2 separate regions of the Mus musculus genome follow, and region 1 is linked to region 2. Evidence: chromatin contacts called from ENCODE POLR2A ChIA-PET data. All regions are on one chromosome and are shown on one strand. The core of a region is the stretch at or near the end of the contact, and the rest is flanking DNA. Distances in the headings are between cores, read along the strand shown.

Evidence for each region. ChIA-PET counts read pairs that join two places held with the same protein, here RNA polymerase II (POLR2A).
Region 1: POLR2A ChIA-PET joins it to region 2 with 27 read pairs in embryonic stem cell. The contact joins the promoter of Snhg6 here to the promoter of Mcmdc2 in region 2. POLR2A ChIA-PET finds 5 or more read pairs at or near these places in 4 of 5 experiments (Patski and embryonic stem cell).

The regions. Positions count from the first base shown.
Region 1 is chr1:9,942,678-9,945,452 of GRCm38, reverse strand. Snhg6 (small nucleolar RNA host gene 6) reads left to right here and starts at 1,335. Exons shown (of 4, transcript NR_024067.2): 1 at 1,335-1,433; 2 at 2,736-2,775. It also overlaps a transcript of Mcmdc2 not described here.
Region 2 is chr1:9,907,189-9,910,037 of GRCm38, reverse strand. Mcmdc2 (minichromosome maintenance domain containing 2) reads right to left here and starts at 1,400. Exons shown (of 15, transcript NM_177722.3): 1 at 1,348-1,400.

The DNA of each region.
Region 1 (2,775 bases), core at 86-2,585, 35 kb before region 2:
CTGGGCCAGGGATCCTGAGACGCAAGCTGAGAAGGCATGAGATAAGCCAGTAAGCTTCACCCCTCCATGACCTCTGCATTGGTTTCTGTACTGCTTGAGTTCCTATTTTGACTTCCTTCAGTGATGAATAGTGGCTTAGAATGCTAAATCAAATGAGCCCTTTCCCTCCCCAATTTGCTTTTGGTTGTGGTGTTTCATCATGACCATTAAGTTCAACAATAGTAACTCTAACACATTAGGTGACTACTTTCTTTTTTTTTTAAAGATATATTTATTTATTTTTATGTATGTGAGTACACTTTAGCTTTCTTCAGACACACCAGAAGAGGTCATTGGATCTCATTACAGATGGTTGGGAGCCACCATGTGGTTACAGGGATTTGAACTCAGGACCTCTGGAAAAGCAGTCAGTGCTCTTAACTAGCTGAGCTGTCTCTCCAGCCCGGTGACTACTTCATGACTAAGAAAAATTCTATTACTATTACAAATCAAACTCATTAACAGCTTCTCCTTTTTTTCTTTCTTTCTTTCTTTTTTTTTTTTTCTTTCTTCTTTAGGTTTTTTCGAGACAGGGTTTCTCTGTGTAGCCCTGGCTGACCTGGAACTCACTCTGTAGACCAGGCTGGCCTCGAACTCAGAAATCCGCCTGCCTGGGATTTAAGGGAATAAGTGCTGGGATTAAAGGTGTGCGCCACCACGCCCTGCACGCTCCTTTTTTTCTGACAATCAATTTTTATCTCTCTTTCTGTGAGTGTGTCCGTGTGCTTGCTGCTTCCAGAACACTAACTCTAATGGAGCTGCTGTGGGCTGGGGATGTCTTAGCAGTTAAGAACACTGACTGTTCATCCAGAGGACCCAGGGTTAGATTCCCAGCACTCATATTGTAAGTTGGGTCACATATAACCCCAGTTCCAGGGCATCTGACACTCTCTACTGAACTCTGTCAGTACCAGGTTCTCGGGCGAGGCACACATGGCTAGCGTGCAGGCCAAACACCCATACATATAAAATACATCTTAGAAAAAAAAAATTAAATAGTTTCTAATACCAACGGTTTTTAAACACTGAAGTAGGTGAGGATGTAGAAGACCCAGCAAACATAAGGACCTGGACTGGGAGACTGTCCTATTTTAAGGCATTATTCATTACTTGAAAAATCAATTAAAAAGCTCTAGCGGAAGTATTCGCACTAATTCCCACAACCTGCTCCCTCCGCCCCACTAGAAACACAGAGCCGGAAGAGGAGGGGGTGAAGGCGAGCACGCAGAAGAGGGCTGGCCGGAAGAGGCGGGGCCTACAGGAGCGCCTTAGGGTCGCGCACGCTGGGCCACTTCCTTTCTCGGCAGCGCCGTAGAGCGCGAGCAGACGGTGCAGCATGGCGCACAGCGGAGGCCGCGGGCGGCCGAACCCGGCGTGTCCTTGGGCGTTTCCAGGTGCGAATCCTGCGGTCTGCTTAACCCCGTGTGTGCGGAGAGGGCTTCCTTGTTGGCGGCGTCCGTCTCTAGCCGGGTACGGGGGCCCCATGGCTCCCGGGTTCGGTGTGGCCCTTGGCCCGCTGTGAGCGGCGGGGCGCGTTCCCAATGGTCTCCAAATCTTAACCGAGATTAGTTATAAGGCCTGCTCCTCTGGACGCTTCGAAGTGCGGGCACAAGCGGCCGCTTCTGGCGGCAGCTTTCATCTGGGCCTGCACCCTGGCGGGAGCCCCTTTGTATCCCCAAGAAAAGCCACCATGCGGTCTGTTTCAGGCTTCCTAAGTGAGTAATCCATAGGAAATTTTACAGAGGCGGAAAAGTACTGCTTCTAAGATGTTAAGACCGCCAATTTTAGGCTTTTTTTTTTTTTTGGCTTTTTTTTTTTTTAAAGATTAATAGTTTGATCTGAAGTATTGGCATCACTCTAAAAAGCTTGTATTCATGGATCAACCCTGTAAGTACGATCTAAAGTTGGAGCAAAATTTTCAAACTATTTGAAAGCCACGCAGGGTGGGGATGCTGGCAAAAGAAGGTGGTGGTAAGTTCTGAAGCGTGTGGATACAAAAGAACACTACATTTCAGGCCTGCATGTTATACTTTACTGTTGGTATCTGTAAGCCAAATTGGGTACTCTGGATTTCTGTAAACTCAGCGTTTCAAATATGAAAATGATTAAGGATTTCTCATCGGTTTGCAGGTGATAAGTCATCACCAGTAATCGGTTCAATCATTCATTCTCTGATTTGTGACTCTGGCCATGCCGTTTCCTGTTCTAATGTCCCAGTGATGGTCTGCACAATTGCATATATGCCTCAAGCTTTTCCGTGCAAGCACCAAGACTGAGAAGCCAAGGCTTGGTACTCAGTCCTTTAAGTTAGTACTGGCAGTGAAGGGCGTGAGTAAAATGTTTTTCTGTCTGTGATGGACGGATGATGGGACAGGAACTGAAGCACCACAGGAACCTGGAGTTAGCGGATGCCGAAGCCATGGAGGATGCTATTAGCTTACGCTTTGGTTCTTAGAGAACACAGGGCCTCCAGCCCAGGGGAGGTGGCTGCCCCCTTACCCCAGTCACTGATTATGAAAATGCCTTACAGGCGTGCTTGTCCACAGCCCTATCTTAAGGATGCATTTTTACAATTGTAGCTTCCTACACCAGTGATTAGCTTGTGTCAAGGTGACATAAAAGTAGCCAGTGCACACTCATGCAAGGTATTAAAACATGGAAGTAAAATGAGAGTTCACAAATATTTTAATTTTTAGGTGCAACAAAACCTGCTCATTTGAAGGTGCTTGAACAAAT
Region 2 (2,849 bases), core at 151-2,650:
GCTCATGGACACATTTAATGCCAATGATCAGGAAGCAGAGGCACCCAGGTCCCTGAAGTCTAGGCTAGCCTGGTCTGCAGATGGAGGATAGCCATTGAATCTGTGTCTCAAAACCAAACCACCACCACCACCAAGAACAAAAACAGGTTTCTGAAGTTGGATGACATTGAGTGAAATGGTTGTGTAAATTTAGAATAAGTTTTTGAAGTGCAAAATAATTATATAAGGAAAGAGAAGTTTACAAAGTTTTTGAAAACAGAATCGTCCTTTTTTTTTAAAAAAAATATATTTTGGAAATTAGCTCCTTCATGTTGCCTGTGTGAAGAATGCTTTGAAACTAAACAGCCAATTATCAGTTTTCAACTAGTGTTGTATTTCTAAGAGATGGATGGACCAGCCCAGGGTATTTGAAACAAAACGGAATGGAGGAGATAATTCTAGAATTTTAAAGACTCTAATTCTGGGCTTCATGACCAACCTGTACCACACAGAGAGGAAAAAATTCAGTCGAGGCCAGGTCATGGTTGCAGACATTCAGTAGGTTGGGCAGACTGAGTTCAAAGTTAGTCTCTAGCAGATAGGTGGTAGCACACAGCCTTGATCCCAGCACTCAGGAGGCAGAGGCAGGGATATCGCTGTGAGCTCCATGATGGGAAGGGCTCTGCAAAGAAACCAAGTCTCGAAAAGCAAAACAAAACAAAACAAAACGGTAGTCTTTGTAGCCGTGGGCTACATAATGAGCTCTAGGGTAGTCTGAGTTGCATAACAAAGCCCTGTCTAGAAATCAAGGTTTGTTATGTCCAAGGCTGGGCTTCATCACAGCACCGCCAAACAAGTGAATTTTCATTTATCAGGTGCGTGTGCCGCAGACTCTTGAAAGTCAGCTAGGCAGGAAAGGACACAAGAAGTTGAGTCTGGAGTTCAGGGCCTTCAAAAGATGGGCATAGAGCCCAACTGTCTGCCCAAAATTGTCATGCTGGGCAGAAGTGGCACGCGCCACTCAGCAGGCAGAGAGGCAGGAGCATCTCTGGGTTTGAGGTCAGCCTGGTCTACAGAGCAAGTTCCAGGACGGACATACGGACTGACAGACAGACAGTCTTGGGGATGAACGCATTTGCAAGTAGGGGATTATGAGGAGAAAAGGACACAGAACAGGCCACCGGAATAATCCAAGTTTTCCCTTCTGTCAGCGCTGAGGGAACCCTGAGGAGATGCGGAGACCAAGGCCCAAACACCTCAGGACTCAGCCACTAGAGAGAACCCGCTTGGCTCGCCGGCCCTGCAGCTCCTCAGGAGACTCCAGTGCCTTCGACCTGGCTATGTTGCCACCTCTGGAATAAGACTCACCTGCACTGCAGGACCCGCGTGGGCTACAGAGGGCCTCCTGCGCACGCGCACTCTCCCAACTGTCGGGCGCGCGCGGGGTCTGCCGGGACCGCAGCCCTTCTGTCACCAGGGCAACCAGTCTCACCTATATAGTGCTGTTTGCTCCCGCAAGGCAAAGAGATGGAGATTCTTTTGCTTTTGCTGTTATCTAATCCAAGACAATATCTGTATGAAAAAAATTTCAATTTCTGCTGGTGGAAATGCGAAATAGCGTCGTAAACTTCGGAAACTGTGGTAGCCTCTCAAACGGCTAATTCCAAGAGAATTGAAAATATGCATCCACAGAAAATCTTGTATATGTAAATTCATACTATTACTCAAAATTGCCCCGAAGTGAATGTCTTGACTTCCAACTAGCGTCAAACAGCTGTGGTATAGCAACACAAAACAACACTATATTCCCTTGAATTAAAAAGAGAATTAAGGGATAGCACAATACTATGGCTTTTGAGTGCACTGTGCAAGAGGAAAGGCACAAAGTCATATGTTGTATGTTGCCATTCATGTATGAAATAGGATAGGCAAACATGAATACAAATTTATGATTACCTAGGGCTTGGTAAAGCAGTGAAAAGTGATTGATAATGAGTAGGGGACTTCCCCCCTAAAATGTAGTAAAATACACATAACAAAATGTACCATTTTAGCCATTCTTGAGTGGAAGCTGAATGTCATAGAACTGTAACACTGTTTCCAGTACATAATTATCTTCCCCTAACTTTGTACCATTTAGTGATTCCCTAAGTTCCTGGCAATAACCATTCTGTCTTTAAAATTAGCTACTCCAGAACTCATAAATGGAACAAATACAGCATTTATTGTCTTGTGCCTTTTATTCTACTTCATAAAATGTCCTTAAGGCTCATCCATGTTGTAGGATGTTAGAATGGTCTTCATTTGTAGTATTCCATTCCATGGATTCTTTTCTTGGTGCTGGGAACTGACACTGAACCTCCAGGCCCTATCGGTTGTTTGTGAGGTAATGGAGATATCCTAAAGTTGAATAAATTCTGAAGAAAGTCTGTCATTTGTTGATTTTGAGACAGGGTCTTTCTACTATAACCCAGGATAGCCTTACATATACCTTGTAGTCCAGGCTGGCTGTGAACTCAGTTCATAGCATAGGCAAGTCTTCAATTCACAATTTTGCCTCAGCTTTCAAGTATATTTAGGTACTTATAGGTACATTTCACTATATCAGGCATTTTAAAATGGATGAATTCTATAGTATAAGAATTAAAGATCATAGAAGCTTTACCAAACAACAAAAGCACTAAAATTTGGACTAGCTCAAGTGTACTACTTGGCAAAGTAGGCCTTCTTCCTCTTCAGGGGTAAAGGTTTCAGTTAAGAAATACTATGTAACATATTGCCCCACAGCTGTAGCCACATGTACCAGCACGTTTTCCCTTTTGCATTTTTGTGTTGACTCTGGTTGTTTGCTGACTTAGTAAACATGACAA